2 separate regions of the Mus musculus genome follow, and region 1 is linked to region 2. The links are chromatin loops, found by intact Hi-C in ENCODE. Cell type or tissue: left cerebral cortex. All regions are shown on one strand. Each heading gives the region's core, and the rest is flanking DNA. Links, peaks and the distances in the headings are about the cores only. Region 1 overlaps Zfp592 (zinc finger protein 592). Region 2 holds the start of Wdr73 (WD repeat domain 73).

Region 1 (8,326 bases), core at 120-8,119, 120 kb after region 2:
TTGTTTTTTCTGAGACAGGGTTTCTCTGTGTGGCCCTGGCTGTCCTGGAACTCACTTTGTAGACCAGGCTGGCCTCGAACTCAGAAATCTACCTGCCTCTGCCTCCAGGTGCTGGGATTAAAGGCATGCGCCACCATGCCCGCAGTTTTGTTATTTTTTGAGATGAAGTCTTGCTATAGCTCAGGCTAGCCTTCTCTTAATCTCCTACCTCAGCCTTCCCGAGAGGTGAGACTGTAGGTACACACTAGCACTCCTGTACTAGCTAACTGACTTCTAGCAAATATATTTTATGTCTGATCATTTTCTGCAAACCCATGACGAATTCCTGTGGGAGAACTGAAGCGGAAACTTAAGGGTTTTTTAGAAAGTCATTTGTGTTGGATGGTGTTTGCTGGGGCAAACATGTGAAGAAATGTTTAGTTAGAATGGACTCAGATGAAAGGCTAAGACACTTGTGAAAGAATGTTTCACTAACACAGACAGGTAAAATGATGTTTTACTAAAACAAGCATGCAGAAGGACATATGATGAAAGATTCTTTGCTATCAACAGGCACATATTGTTCTACCTTACATTACATAGTTGAACTATGTTTGTAAAAACATACCAAAAAACCTTTGGTGGTGTGCTACAGTTTCTTACTACTTCCTTGGACTCGGGTTGATTGGCAGAGTGAAGTCAGCCGAAACAAGTCACATGCTGAGACAAGGGGGAATATGAAAAGGACAAACATGGGGGGCGGATCCTGGCTTACTTAGGTAGCGGACGCTTGTCGCTCTCACGTCTTCACTGATCTGTGCTCCCTCAGTGAAGGGAGGCAGAGCAGAGAACTTTCCTGGCGTTCTTATTGGCGCTGGTCCCTCCTGCTGACTCTAGCCGAGGCTGAGGCCTGGCTATTCCTGCTAGGTCTTGCCACCGTTGGTGCTAACCCCACTCTACCAAACTGGACTGCTAATATTTCAGTTAAGTGTTTACGAGTGGATCGAGCTGCTGCTGCTAACCTGTGAACTAAACTGCCAATTTTCAGACAACACAGACTGGAGTTGTTTCAAAGAACCATTTCTAAACAGGTCTACCTTTCCTGTATCCTTTCTTTTCCACTACCTTTAGTGGGTGGTGGACTAAAAGTTAGTGTTTCAAAACCATCATTAAAAATAGTCATTAAAGTCGGGCGTGGTGGCACACACCTTTAATCCCAGCACTTGGGAGGCAGAAGCAGGTGGATTTCTGAGTTCAAGGTCAGCCTGGTCTACAGAGTGAGTTCCAGGACAGCCAGGGCTACACAGAGAAACCCTGTCTTGAAAAACAAAACAAAACAAAACAACCAATAAATAAATAAATAAATAAATAAATAAATAAATAAATAAAACCACAAAAAATTGCCATTAAAAAATTAAAGTTATAGAGAATATTACTTACTCTGATGTAATAACTCTTCATCAAACCCTTGTCCTTTTCTGAAGGACACTGGGCTCCAGCAAATGGTTTACTCCCGACCATTGTGTGCTTTTCCCCAGCACTGCAGGACCAATCGGTCCCACCTTTCTTCAGCTTTCTCCCCTTAGGCATTGAAAGGCAGGAAGAAATGGAGGGAGGAAGCGTCTGAAGCAAAGGTCCCAAAGCATTTCTTCGTAGTTATGCTGCCCTGCACATCAGTTCGCTTGGCAGTCGGATGCTGGGATCTGCCTGTTGTTTAAGGACTCCAGCACCTAGTCCAGGAGACAAATATCTGTTCAATTGAAAACTTTAATCTCATTCCAGTGAGGCAGTCTGCTGACCCTGATTAAATAATTGCTATTTTATTTATCCATAACTGGATATCTTCCCAAGGGTAGGGAATATACTTTCTTCATTTCCATGAGAACTCCTAGGCAGGGAGATATGCTTTGTGGAGGTTTGGAGTGTGGGTGGTTGTGATGTGAAAAAGCAAACCTGCAAACCTGTTGATATCAGGGCCTGGTAACAGATCATGCTGCCTGCCTCCCTTGTGGTTCTAGTCCCTCTCTTCTTTTTCTCTTCTTTTTAAATTTTATAGAAGGAACTTATTAGTGCAGCAGATGTTCACTAACTAAAATAACTTGTTAGTAATTTCATTACCCTAAACAGTTTTCTTTTCAATGATAGCTTCAACAAATACTTAATGTTATAATATATTGTTATCATGTGATGATACTTTTGCATTAGTCTTTTTTCAGTTACAGATAATTTTCTTTGTTGCTATGTAGATTATCAACCATGTTTTGTTGATTAAGTAATAGTCAAATATTTACCCATTCTCCTAGGTATTAGTCTAGGCCTTGAATCTTCTATGTAAGAAAGGATAACCTTGACCTTCTGATCTTCCTGCCTCACATGACCCTCCCACTTACTGTGGTCCTGGAGTCTCTAGATGCAGGCAGCCAGATAGAAGGATCCATCCCCTCAGCCTTGAGGTCAGTTCTCTAAGACTATAGATGGTATAGCTTTATCTTATGATATTTTCTATTTCTATCTTATTGTCTTTGTTAAGCAAGCTGTAGAGATGGCTCAGCAGCTACTGGCACTTGTTCTTGCAAAGGATCTCAGTTGATTCCAAGCATTCACATAGTGGTCCACAACCTTCCATAACGGGATCTGGTGTCTGCCCCCTTCTTACGGACAGAGGCACTAGGCTCACACATGCTGTGCAGATGGACATGTGAGCAAAACATTCATATACTTAAAAAATGTTTTAAAAGAGGTTTTAATAGAAGCAGCAGCAGCTGGGTGTGGTGGAGCACACCTTTGGTTCCTGCATTTGGGAGACAGAGACAGGTGGATCTTTGTGAATTCAAGGACAGCCTAGTTTACATATTGAGTTCCAGGACAGCCAGTGCTAGAGAGCGAGATCCTGTCTCAAAAATCAAAAGAAAGAGGAGGAGGAGGACAAGACAGAGGAAGAGAAAGAGGGAGGGAGGGAGGAAGAGGAGGAGGAAGAAGAAGAGGAGGAGGAGGAGGAGAAGAAGAAGCATGGAAAGAGGAGGAAAGGGAGAAGAGAGAGAATGTATATAAGTATGAGAATCTATACATATACATTCAGTAAAGATCCTCTTGGCAGCAGCTGCAGATAACTCTAGGCACCATTTATTTCTAATATTTGTATGTGTGAAATATGTGAGCCACCTAGAAGGGGAACATGTGCTAGTTAGATATAGGTTGTGAGGGCAGGGGTGATAAGGAGACCTGTGGGGTATGGTCCTATTGGATAGCAAGGCATCCTCTCTTTCTTTTGGTTGTGGGGCCACCCAGAAATTAAGACTGTCCAGGCAAGTTTGTCACTACATGTAAGCTTCTCTTTTAGCCTTTTCTACTTTTCAGCAGGCTAGAAACCTTAGAGTAAAACTCAGGTATGTGACTTCTTATCGTAGAAGGTGGGGTTCTGCAGGAGTGAGCCCGCTGCATATATGTATTAGTATGATGAGTGTTCAATACAGATGCTATAAGACAATTCAGAGAGGCCCTGCTGGTAATTGACTCTGTTCTTTGTTTTTCTTGTAGTACTTGTCAGCATCCAGCCATGGGGGATATGAAAACTCCAGATTTTGATGATCTCCTGGCTGCCTTTGACATCCCAGATCCCACAAGTCTTGATGCAAAGGAGGCCATCCAGGCTCCCAGTGAGGAGAATGAGAGTCCCCTGAAGTCTTCAGGCATGTGTATCGATGAGAATGTGTCCTTGTCGCACTCAGGATCAGCCCCAGATGTGCCAGCCGTGAGTGTCATTGTCAAGAACACCAGCCGCCAAGAGTCGTTTGAAGCAGAGAAAGACCACATTGCTCCCAGTCTCCTACATAATGGATTCCGGGGCTCAGACCTGCCCCCAGACTCCCACCACTGTGGGAAGTTTGATTCTACTTTTATAAATGGAGACAGTGCTAGGAGTTTCACAAGCAAGCTAGAGCCTTCCAAGTCGGAGCCATTACCCACCTTCAACCAGTTCAGCCCAATCTCTAGCCCAGAGCCTGAGGATCCTGTCAAAGATAATGGGTTTGGGATAAAGTCCAAGCACTCTGACAGTTATTTCCCACCTCCTCCTGGGACTGTGGGAGGCCCAGTCCTGGAAGCTCTGTCAAAATTCCCAGTCCCGGAACTACACATGTTTGATCACTTTTGTAAGAAAGAACCTAAACCAGAACCCTTGCCTTTAGAGAGCCAGCAGGAGCATGAGCAGGGTGGGCAGAAGGTGGTGGAGCCTCACAAAGATCTGGATTCCAGTCGGTTCTTTGGGGAAGCTTTAGAGTTCAATAGTCACCCTAGCAACAGTATTGGAGAGCCCAAGAAGCTTGCTCCAGAGCTTAGTGCTTGCTCCTCTGTCCCTCCTAGGCAGCGTCTGAAGCCAGCCCATTCCAAGTTATCCTCTTGTGTTGCAGCCTTGGTGGCCTTACAGGCCAAAAGGGTGGCCAATGTCACCAAAGAGGATCAGCCTGGTCACACAAAGGATTCCTCAGGGCCCACTAAAGAGGGTTCTAAAGGCAGCCCCAAAATGCCCAAGTCACCAAAGAGTCCCCGGAGCCCTCTAGAGGCCACTAGAAAAAGTATCAAGCCATCTGATAGCCCTCGGAGCATCTGCAGTGACAGCAGCAGCAAAGGGTCTCCTTCTGTGGCTGCCAGCTCCCCACCAGCAATTCCCAAAGTCAGAATCAAAACAATTAAGACATCATCGGGGGAAATCAAACGGACGGTTACCAGGATCCTGCCAGACCCTGATGATCCAAGCAAGTCCCCTGCTGAGTCCCCTGCAGGGAGCACAATCACTGAGGCTCCAAGTGAGGCACCAGGGGATGAAGGCACAGCCATGCCTGTGGAAGAGCACTTTTCTGAGGCAGGCATACATTCAGGGAGCCCCCAGGGTGACAGAAAAGGGGATGAGAATATGATCAAAACCAGTGACTCTTCATCTCCCTGCCGCATCTCTGGGTCCAGGGTCCCAAAAGGATCTGCCCTGAACTCACAGGCAAGCAAGAAGCAACAGAGCACAGCACCTCAGGCATCAACCCCCGCTGCCAGTCTCTTGCCCAAAGCTGTGCACTTGGCCAACTTGAACTTGGTCCCCCACAGTGTTGCCGCATCTGTGACTGCCAAGTCCTCAGCACAGAGACGGAGCCAGCCTCAGGTCACGCAAATGACAGTGCCCCTGGTCCACCAGGTGAAAAAGGCCGCCCCTCTAATTGTGGAGGTCTTCAACAAGGTCCTTCACAGCTCTAACCCTGTGCCCCTCTATGCGCCAAATCTCAGCCCACCTGCAGACAGCAGAATCCACGTGCCGGCCAGTGGGTACTGCTGCCTGGAGTGCGGAGACGCGTTTGCCTTAGAGAAGAGCCTGAGCCAGCACTATAGCCGGCGCAGTGTCCACATTGAGGTGCTGTGCACACTGTGCTCTAAGACACTGCTCTTCTTCAACAAGTGCAGTCTGCTTCGGCATGCCCGTGACCACAAGAGCAAGGGACTTGTCATGCAGTGCTCTCAGCTGCTTGTGAAGCCCATCTCTGCGGACCAGATGTTTGTGGCGGCTCCCGTGAACTCCACTGCACCAGCAACCCCAGCCGCTTCTTCCTCCCCCAAACCCAGCCCCACTTTGGACAATGCCAGCTCTGTAATTCCAGCCTTGCCACTTTATCCAGACCCAGTGAGGCTCATCCGGTATGGAACCAAATGTCCTGAGTGTCACAAGCAGATGCGAGATTATATGGTCCTGGCTACACATTTCCAGAGGACAACAGAGGAAACCGAGGGGCTAGTGAGTAGACCATCACATTGTTGGGTGGTGAGCCTCAGGCCCATAAAGTTCCATGATGGGGACTTAGAATGGGAGCAGAGGTAGAATCTTAGTCTTAGAGGGGGACATCTGGCTTAATGGTTAGCATATCATCTGAATACAGAGTACTTGGTTTCTTATTTGGGAAGATAATCCTACCCATACTGGTGGGGAAAGCCTGGAGATCCAACGAGCTTAGCCAGGGGATTGGGTATTTGTTTATAATTGTAGTACTTATAAGGCTAAAGCAGAAGGATCGCAAATTTGAGACCAGATCAAGACTGTCTCAACAAACAAAACTGTCTCTCTGGGCAGGCTCCATGTTCCACTTCCACCCAGATTGGCAGTGAGTTTGATCCAAATGCAGGCCTGTTTGGGCTTAGGTCTCTTTCTGGACTTTCAACCATGACTCTCAACCATGGTAACATGGTTTTGGCAAGTACCCCGAGAACCTGGGGATGGGAGTAGATGAATCACTGTGTTTGTCCCTTAGTAGTCTGTTTTCTAAGAACATTCCACCCCTCAGTACACAGCTGTTGAGCAGAATTTCTCTGGAGATAGGGCCAGAGGCAGAGCTGAGGAGGAAAGGAGAGTGGGTAGGGATGTAGGCTCCATGCAGAGGGTTTGTAGGTCTCCATCCTTCATCCATGTTCTCTAAGTCTAAAAAAGGAGTTGAGCTTTTCTGCTTATTCTGATTGTTGGCTGTAGTTGGTGAGATATGTGGTTTGTTTTTAAAGGCACTTGGTGCTTACCCTTTTTCTGCCCTATTGCTATTGCTAGCAGATTGTGTCAAGAAGGCAGCCTTAAGCTGTGTTAGTACAGTTATAGTCAAAACACTTTGCAGCTGGAGGCAGGAGGGCTATCCTTAGCAAGACTTCATCTTTAAAAAACAGAAAGGCCTTCAGGTGTGTGTGTGTGTGTGTGTGTGTGTGAGAGAGAGAGAGAGAGAGAGAGAGAGAGAGAGAGAGTTAGTTTCTTGACGTTTTGGTCTTTTTGGTGTAGAAGCTCCCTGCTCTGCTTAGGTTGACTGACCAGCAAGTTTCCAGGACCTGCCCATTTCTGCCCTGGGCTCCAGTCTCGCACAGCCATGCACAGCATTTTCACATGGGGCAGCACCCAGGGGTGGTCTCTCTACCTCGGGTCCTTGCTGCTTGCACACAAGTGCTCTTACCCATTGAGCCATCCCTAGGGCTCCTTTCAAGACACGGCAACTTACTCCTTCACTTGGTTCCCTTAGTTCAGTGGGTATTAGTTTGCTCTTCTTTTCGTAATAAAAACTAATCAGAGATTAGAGTGGTAGCTCTTTGTTGTTCTTGTAGAGGACCCTGGATTGATATAGCACCTACCTGATGGCTAACAAACACCCATAACTTCAATTTCAGGGGATCTGACCTCTAGAGGCACCAGACACGTACATGATATATACGTATACATGCAGGCAGAACACTCACACACATAAACATAAAATAAATAGATTTTTTATTTTAAAGAAGACATGTGGAGGTGCATGTTTAATCCTAGCACGTGAGAGGCAGAGACAGTCCAGTCTGGTCTACCTGGGCTGGGCCCTTCCATGCCAGTCATTAATAAGGAAATGCCTTGTAGACTTGCCCACAGACAATCTGATGGAGGTATTTGGTCAATTGAGGTTCTTTTTCCCAGACAATTCTAGCCTGTATCAGGTTGACAGAAAAACAGCCATGAAGGATACAAAAATTACCCAAGAGAAAGTGTCTTAGATTGGGTTTTATTGCTGTGAAGAGACACCATGACCACAGCAACTCAGAAAAAAAGCATTTCGGCCGGGCGTGGTGGCGCATGCCTTTAACCCCAGCACTTGGGAGGCAGAGGCAGGCGGATTTCTGAGTTCGAGGCCAGCCTGGTCTACAAAGTGAGGTCCAGGACTACACAGAGAAACCCTGTCTTGAAAAACCAAAAAAAAAAAAAAAAAAAAAAAAAAGCATTTAATTGTACCTGGCTTACAGGTTCAGCTGTTTAATCCATTGTTATTATGAAAGGAAGCATGGCAAGAGGTAGGCAGACATGGTGTTGGAAACATAGCTGAGAGCTACTTCTGGGTCTGCAGGTACTGGCTTGGGCTTTCAAAAACCCTAAAGCTCCCATCCCTACCCCCCAGTGACAAACTCCCTCTAATAAGGCCACATCTACTCCAACAAGGCCACACCTCCTAATCTCTCTCAAATAAAACATTCAAATATATGAACCCATGGGGTCAATCTTGTTCAAACCAGTCACTGTAGCCTCTTACCTTCACCTTCTCTGTTTATATTTCTTGTGATGAGTCGTGTGGAGTGTAGTCAGCACCCTCTCCCAGGACGTCCATGTTCTTGATGTCCTAGCATACTTGAGTTGGGCTAGGACTATTTTTTCTGAATTTGGTCATTGAAGATCTTTGGCCATGGAGGTCTGGTGCCTGGGTCTATGATATTTTCCACATTGCTTTTTACCCAAATTCTAGAGTTGTGCATAGGTAGAAATTGGCATAGAATCAGGGCTGGCACCTCTTACACTACATCGTTCTTGTGGGCTCTA
Region 2 (8,326 bases), core at 78-8,077:
CAGTTTACACCTTCCTAGAGGAAGACACAGAAGACAAACAGCTTAACCCAAGAATGCAAAGATTACTACCACCAACCCACTCACCCTCCCACTACAAGCAAGGTGGGTCTTTCTAGCAATAAAGACAAAACAACCATGTAACAAGTGTTCACTCTATTAAGAACATCTGTTTTCTTTCTTTTTTTTTTCTTTCTTTTTTTTGGTTTTTTGAGACAGGGTTTCTCTGTAGCCTTGGCTATCCTGGAACTCACTCTCTAGACCAGGCTGGCCTCGAACTCAGAAATCCGCCTGCCTCTGCCTCCCAAGTGCTGGGATTAAAGGCGTGCGCCACCACTGCCTGGCACATCTGTCTGTCTGTCTTCCTTCCTCTCTCTCTCTTTCTTCTTTTTTTTTTTTTTATTTTTTTTGAGACAAGTTCTGTGTAACCCTGGCTGGCTAGGAGCAGCCACTAGCTACACTCACACATTCTCTCCCCCTATTTCAAAGACTATTCTTTCTCCGCATCATTTAAATGTGCTCCCCAAGGCTCTGCCCTGCCGCCTCAGATCCTGCTCCCTCATCCCAGGCGACCTTACTCATCCACATGGCTCCCTCATCTCTTGTCTGTGAGGGACTAAGATGCTCTGTGAGCACTGCACCACTGACTACTTCTCAAGGCTCTACATTTTTAAAATTTATTTTATGTATGCGGATGTTTTGCCTGCCTGCAAATGCTGGATGCCCTGGAAAGGAGTTACAGCAAGTTGTGAACTGCAATGTGGGTGCCAGGAGTCAAACGCAGATCCTCTGGAAGCGCAGAGTGCTCTGAGCCCCCGAACCATCTCTCCAGCCCACGTCTATTTCTGATAAAGTAAGACTGCTCTTTGCCTGTAGCAGCTCTCCTGCGACCACCTGCTTGTCCTTGGCATTCATCCCCATGCACAGGGGCCTTGTTCTAGACTTTGGTTTTGTTTTTCTTTTTTTTTGAGACAGGGTTTCTCTGTGTAACCTTGGATGTCCTGGAACTCGTTCTGTAGACCAAGCTGGCCCCAAACTCACAGAGATTCACCTGCCTCTGCCTCCCAAGTGCCTGGATTAAAGGTTTGCACACGCCGCCGCCCGCCCCCCCCCCCTCCTTCTGTGGCAGCCCCAGGTACTTGTCAGGCAGAGTAACAGGCACTCCAGAAATGCATAATAAATTGACACAGATAATCAGCTTCTCTATTTAAGTTACCTGGTTTTCCTGTACAGAGAGCCTGAGAGGTAGTATCAAATGAAGAATCTCATTTTTTTTCAAACTTTCATAACCAGCAACAAAGACTCCTGAAATAAAACAGTAACTATGACAAAGAGTTAGAAATATCGTGGATCGTGGCTGGATTTATAAATTCTCCCAATACCTTCCCCATTCTCTGAGTAGCCTTGTGTCAGGGGATGGAAGTTGAATGGGTCTCCCTAGCGGCTCAGACTTTAAAATTCAGCCCATGAGGCAGAAACGCATCTCGTTTAGTAGCAGGCAAGATATATTACCTTTTTCACCAATCCACTCAAGGACTCGAGTGGCTCCTGAGAGGTCAAATGCATGGAAGTCTTGGTACCTGCAGGATAGGGTTACAAAAATCACGCGACGCACAGCTAACCAAGAACTGGGAGATCGCTGAAGGACTGGTGGAACCAGGCTCTGGAGTTAGGTAAACATGGGGCTGAATCTTTTCTTCTGCATTTTCCTCCCTGGTGTATGAGACCGGGCTGGCCATAAGGAACCAAGCCTTGGTTCCTCACCTGCGGAACTCCCATAAAGTTGATTTCCCCAAGTTGAGGTGAACAATCAGGAGAAACCTGTGTTCAAGTTAACCTAGAATCCGGCCCAGGGTAACCGGCCATGTGTGCCTTATCAGCCCTCACATGCGCGGATCTGGTCACATTACTTGCTTACAAAGGACCCAGAGTCCCAGAGCTAGAGGCCGGGGGTCAGGACCTCCATCGGTCCGTGCCTGGGCACTGCCCACGAGCCCACAACCGCACGCGCCCTCTCCCATTGCCCATCAGACCCGCCCACGGGCCAATTTACAATCGCAAAGACTCCACGAGCCAGTCCTCAGCGAGCTCCATAGCAACTGTGGCTTCCGTCGCTCCACTTCCGCCAGCCAGACTTCCTGGGCAGGCGCGCGCTCTCGCGAGGAGAGGGCGTGGTCTTCCGCTGGCTGGGGCGGAAGCGCTCAGCGCTGCGCGAAGCCCTGTTGATGTTTCTTCTGTTCTGTGTGCAGAGTCCGGGTGAAAACGACGCAAAAAAACCAGATCCATCGATGTCAGCTACAAGCAGGATCGGAGACATCAAATATACCCCTAATGTATATTTAGGATCAAGAATGTGCAGCCAAAGAGCTGTCAGTGTCCCAAAGCAGGTACAATACAGACTTAATTGGCACTTCAAGTGAACAGTTAATTTAAGTTTGCGTGTATTGTCCGTAAAGGATACTTAAGGACTTTTTTATTTTTTAAAATGAAAGGAATCTTGTTTAACTGGGGATGTAGCTCAGCTGCTAGAGTGCTTGCCCGGCATGCACGGAGTTAGCTTTTCAGTACCCCGTAAAAATAGACAAAAAACCCAGCGCGGTGGCGCATGACTGATCAGAAGTTTTAGGTCATCATCTGCTGCATAGAGAGTTCGAGGCCAGTCTACTGTTACACAGGACACGATCAACAAAGTATCTGACATTCCAACTTAATTTTTATTCGATAACTTTGGCAACATGTATGGAGGACCCTACATTCGGAGAAGAAAAAGAACACAGCAGGGCTGGATTCTAGTGTGGCTCTCTCCCGTATGCACCAGGTAGTGCACTAAAGTTTGCCATGGGGATCAAAGGTGGGGCGAGTGCAGCATAGTGTAGGTAGCCCCCCACTGCAGGGGAAGAAGCTTTTGGTAGCAGAACTCACTCGTGGCTGGATCAGTGCAGCCAACACAACACCTGACTGCTGAGAGCTGGCTGGCTGGTGCCATGGTGGGGGGTGATGGGGCTTTTCTAAGACCACCCTAGCTCTCTGAACATGCCACCCTCCAGAACCCTTCCCTCTTTCCTCAAATGTGGGTGGAAGGAGAGGCCCAGACATTCTGTGTAAAGAGCAGTATTTTTATTCACCACTTCACCAGGGAAGCAAGAAATACAGCAGGAAAGACTTTGTGTCTGCATCATTAACATTCCTGGTGACCCAACCAGAAATCACAGTAACAGATTAACACATTTGAGCTTAGGATTTACATCCAGAGGAGGCCACTGCTAGGGTTCCATTGTCAGCTTCCCTGGATGGACACATTCTAAGCCCAGCATCCGGTTTGTTCCATTATTGGCATCACTTCTGCAGTAGTGGCTCCAGCAGCCTCCTGTACTGAAGGCAAGAAGGGAAGACTTGACTCTGGAGTCCACAAATCAGGGAAATGCTGAGTGTACCCAGGAGGGCAGCTGCAGGCTCTCAGCTGAGCCTCTCAGTGAGAACCTTTCTCCCTGGAAGACCTGAGGAGTCAGGGGGATTGGTTTTCCCAGAATATAGCCCCAACTTCACAGGGTAGTCATGACAACTAAAGGACATCACAGAAACCAAGCCCAAGGCATTGGAGAAGTGTCAGCAACATGCCCTACCCCCCATGCTCTGCTGCAGACCTCACTCCCTGCCACTGGCCATGGCAGTATTGCTTTCTATGAGATTCTCTGGTTGGTCGTGGTATTTCAGGTCTTCCAAATAATGTCCCTAGAGGTGATGCGCTCTCTCTCTCTCTCTCTCTCTCTCTCTCTCTCTCTCTCTCTCTCTCTCTCTCTCTCTCTTTCTCTCTGGACTCAGCTAGCCCAAGCTTCTCGCTTTTGCATCAGGGGTTCCAGGGATGTTTGCTGGGACTGGAGGTAGACCTGCTTCTAAGGAATGTCTCTTCTCTGAGCATGTTCACACTGTGCTAAGCATAGTAGGGGTAGGAAGGGCGTCATAGCAAAGTCCTGCCAGAGGCTTGCAGACATGTGGTAGGAACTCCTGCTTCCAAGAGCTTTCTGGTTGCCCAGAACTGGACTGCACGTGATACAAATGATCTCATCTACTGGGAGGTGGGCCTGTTGTTTCTATTTGATGAAGACACATTTCTAAGGTTCCCCTAGCTAGTTAGCTAGGTGTGGCCCCAGCATGCATCCTACCCATCCCACTGCCTTCTGCACACAGCAATGAGTACCAGGGGACACCAGCAGGAGCCAAGAACGGAGGAGCTGCCACACCACCTGGCAGCACCACAAGGCCTTGAGCACCACAGGTCAATGCTTTACAACCAGCAGTGAGTCAAGCCCACTTCCACCAGGGGGACACCGACACTCATGTCCGAAGGCTTTGGTTTTTGTTTTTCCCAAACTCCTGATCTCAAACCATCCTCCTGCCTCAACCTATGAGGCATTTGGGACTGCAGGCAAGTGCATTGTTCTTGGTCTGCAGGGAATCTTGGTTATCACAACTTGGTGAGAAGGGAATGTGCTACTGGCCTCTGGCGGGTAGAGACCAGGGATGTGCTAAGCATCTCAAATGCAAAGGACAGCCCTGCAGAGCCTTTACTGTCAGGAACACTGGCATTGGGAAGTGGATGGGAGACTGGAAAGCAGGCTGGTTCTGAGGTGTCACCACTGGTCACTTCCCTTCCACCTCAAGGCCGTAGGGATCACAGCTTGGGACACAAGCACAGCCTGGCATGGCAAAGGTGGGCTTGGCTAATGACAGCTGGGGTGGACAAGGCTGTGTGGCCTGGAGAACACTCTATTTAAGAGCTAGAATACTCCTAGTCTGCGACGTCAGACTGGGGATGGGCAAGGAGGAACTTTTTCCCCCATGTAGTCTGGCTGCTGCGTCATTTTCCAGTCTTTGGGATATTCCCCCTTTGAGCCCTGGGACCTTGGCTTTCTGGAATCCATTACCGTCTGGCTAGGCAGTCCCACCCTGAAGACATGCTGGGCAGCAATTCTTCCATGCTGGTACTGGGGAGGGGGCTTACCTGGATTGGGGGAGCTGGGCCACTGAAGTTCATGCCTAGAGCTTTCTTTCGCAGGAGGATCCTGAGCAGATCATGACTCAGCTGTAGTCTCTGGTCCCTCGGGGTGTTAGGGGGTGCTGTCCCCACCAGTGACAGGCTCGGGGGTTCCAGGCTCTTCTTGCCCATGAAGTGACCTAAGAAAGGAGGTGCCAAGGTACATGGGAGCTCAAGATGAGGACCCCATCACCACAGCAAGCTCTGGTCTAGTCGACCTTTCGGCTCTCACAGAGGGAAGACAAGAAACATTATCCTCAGAAGCCACAGATCTCTGGGTGGAGGCAAAGCTGACATCCTGAGCTTTTCCTGACCCGCTGGAGGATAGAAGACGGGTAGATAGCCCAGGACCAGGGAGACTACCTGCCAGGGAAGGAAGTGGAGAAGGTGCCTCTAAATGGATGCAGAGAAGACATGAGGTGAGAAGACTTGTCAGTCTGCCTAACCGACTGGTAACCGGATCTAATCTCTGTCTTAAACTTTCTGAGTGGGTTATCTTAGCCATGTCTAGGGTCTCAAGATTCCCATCTGTTAAACTTGATGAGCCCCCCGCGACTGCAGGAGCTCCGCTACCAAGAGCCTCCAAAGTGTTGAAAAGGAAACTGAGGACCAAGGAGAATGAGGCATGCTTATAGGGGGTCCCCTAACACTTACCGGTCGCCCAGAGGTTGCCCCGAGGGTGCACTCGAATCTTGCTTGCTCGGCTGCGGGGCTCCGGGAGATCCCAGTTGAAGGGAGCGACGCCGGAAGCGAACAATGCGAAGAGCAGGAGACCACGGAGGAGCCAAGAGCTCCCTGCTTGCCGGGTCATGGCTGTGCCAAACAGGCTCTTCTCTGGCACTCTCAGGATACTAGTTCTCGAAGCCCGCCTTCCAGCCTTTTAAACTACAGTCGGGAGCGGAGCCTGCCTGAGGAGCGGAGCTCGCTCCGCCCCAGAGCCCCGCCCCGCAGGCTCCGCCCACACAGCCTTGCATCCCGGTTTCTCCTAGAAACCCACCACACTCGCGTGCTTATGGCATCGTCCCCAGCAAAGGTGGTTCCCAAGGCCACCAACACAGCTTTCTGTGTTTCCATCAAGTTGTTACTTCAGCCCTCAAAGCTTCTCCTTAAAGCTAAAGCAGAACAAGAAGCCCTGCTTTTGGCAGTCTATGTGTTTGGCATCATCCCGCAGAGGAACTCAAGAATCCTGTCACCTCCTGTCTCAAACCATCTGAGCCTTGTTTGCCCTGCTTTGTGCTCACAAATGGCACACACTGGATAACCTGGACAAGTTCTGTGCCCAGAACGGGGACAGAATTATGGGGAAGGGAGTGAGGAGCTGCCTCCTAGTAGTGGTACCCTTTAAAGGGCCTGGCTTATCATACTGTAGGTCAGATCAGTGGAAAGATTGCTGGGCCAGATGACTTCTCTAGTGTAAAACGGAAATAACCATACTACTTGTGGAGAAGCAGAACTCTGCCTTCCAGAGCTGTTCTTATTGGTCTTGGAAAGTATCTTCAGTCATCAGTGGCATCCCTGAATGATCAGGGGCAGATATGTGCTCCGACCCAGCATTGTGGGAGGGGCAGGAGGGGACACCAATTTCCTGTTCACAAGAGTTCACTTACTCATTAGAAACTAAGTCAAGGAGTGACTGATGGAATAGAGTATTAGGTCTTGGACCCTTTACTGCATCATTTGTGCTGCCTAGCATAATCTTTTTATTTTGTTTGGGACATGAGCTATGTAGCTCTCTGTCCTGGAACTCCTACATAGAACAGATTGAGTTGAACTTATAGCAAGCCTCCTGTCTCAGGTTCCTAAGTACCAGATTATAGATGTGAGCCACTCTACTTGGTTTGCTGTCTTTACTGGGTCAGTTCTTACCTTCTGCTTTGTTTGAGACAGGGTGTCCTTCTTTCTGCTGTCTGTCATATAGTCCAGTTTAGCAGGCCCACAGATTCTGGGTTATTCTCCCATCCATCTCTCTCATCTCACCACAGGAACACTGATTGCATGTATGTGTCAGTACATACAGTTTGTCATGTGGGTTCTACCAATCTGAACTTAGCTCAGCCTTGTGGCTGCAAGTGCTTTTATCCACTTCGTCATCTCCCCAGCCTACACCTTACTTTTTGAGGCGGGGTCTCTTGCTGAAACTGGAGCTCATTGACTCAAACCTGGCTGGGCAGCAAGCCTAGGGACCCTCCTCTCTCCACCTGCCTAGCGCTGGGATTTTAGGTGCTGGCCCACACCCCTGGCTTTGCGTTTGGTGCTGGGAATCTGAACTCAGTACTCATACTTGCACGGCAAGCACTGCCTAAGCTTAGCCTTCATCCCCCAGGCCCAGGGAAGTTTTCTGAGGCCGTGTTACTGAGGTTCTGGAGTGTGGCACACGGGACAGTGACAGTCCATTTCTGGCCCTGGCTTTTCCCTTCAGTCTCCTTGCTTCTCACTTCCAACCTGACATTCACACCTCCCTGCTTTCTTGTCACAGCTTAGCCATGGTGTTCAGATATAGCTCTTATCACCTTCCCATACTAATCTTCCCTGTGTGGCTGCCTCCCGCTTTTCTGCATCTATCACATGCTCAGACTGTCGCTTTGGTCCATGGACGTAGAAACCAAAGGAAACAGTATTGACTTTAGTGAGTGCTGACTTCCTTAAATGCTTGAAGGAACTCACCTGACAAGCTTCTCTCTTATGTCACTGTCAGAGATCACCTCAGAGGCTTCGTTACTTGTCATGACACCTTTGGGGCACTGCCTGATGTACCCAAAGCTTTGAGAACACACACAGCTCCCCCTAACACATGCACGCCATTTTCCCACGCCTGTATCCGCTCAGCACCGGGGTGAGTTTTGAGTTCTCTGGGGGCAGAGCTAGTGACACTACCTCTCCCAGCTCACTGCTCTCCTGCACGTGACACTGAGTTCTGTTCTCACAGGCTCACGGATCTGACACACACAGCAAGCCAGGAAGCTGCTACTCAGTGAAGAGAGCGAGAGCCCAGGATGCCGGGAAGCCCTGCAAAGTGGGCAGGCCAGGCAGCGGCCCTAACTGCACGGAACCTTGGTGCACGTAAGGTGACAGTTACACACTGAAGTAATATTTTCAGCCCCAAAGAGGGTTTCTAAAAATGTTTTGGGATTTTAGAGACTTACACTCACTGTGGAGCCCAAGGCTGGCCTTGAACTCCAAATCCTCTTGTTTCAACCTCTCCAGTGCTGGAATGTGTGCCACATTACTGAGTGGCCAAAGAGGTTTTAACACTTGGGAATCTGGTACAGAATCCCACGATTCTAGGAGATTTGA

The links. A loop is a pair of places that touch in the nucleus more often than their neighbours do. Peaks named below come from ENCODE experiments on the same cell type or tissue, not always from the same donor. Only the 100,000 strongest peaks of a DNase experiment are listed, where the experiment ranks them.
Region 1: it touches region 2 in a loop (2.0-fold over the local background); 1 of 42 quality-filtered maps calls a loop at or near these places.

The regions. Positions count from the first base shown.
Region 1 is chr7:81,019,755-81,028,080 of GRCm38, forward strand. Zfp592 (zinc finger protein 592) reads left to right here. Exons shown (of 10, transcript NM_178707.4): 3 at 3,517-5,755. The coding sequence starts at 3,536. Among named protein-coding and RNA genes, the nearest start is that of Zfp592, 30 kb to the left of the region's middle. In left cerebral cortex, for the core only: a CTCF peak has its summit at 4,534 (motif pointing left); DNase peaks (open chromatin) are centred at 4,065, 4,427, 5,050 and 6,260; H3K27ac peaks cover 528 bases.
Region 2 is chr7:80,899,135-80,907,460 of GRCm38, forward strand. Wdr73 (WD repeat domain 73) reads right to left here and starts at 2,135. Exons shown (of 8, transcript NM_028026.2): 1 at 2,051-2,135; 2 at 1,510-1,577; 3 at 1,214-1,302. The coding sequence starts at 2,091. Nmb (neuromedin B) reads right to left here and starts at 5,928. Exons shown (of 3, transcript NM_026523.4): 1 at 5,687-5,928; 2 at 5,000-5,172; 3 at 3,093-3,369. The coding sequence starts at 5,843. The coding sequence ends at 3,334. In left cerebral cortex, for the core only: a CTCF peak has its summit at 4,238; DNase peaks (open chromatin) are centred at 2,124, 2,571 and 6,052; H3K4me3 peaks cover 2,105 bases; H3K27ac peaks cover 1,587 bases.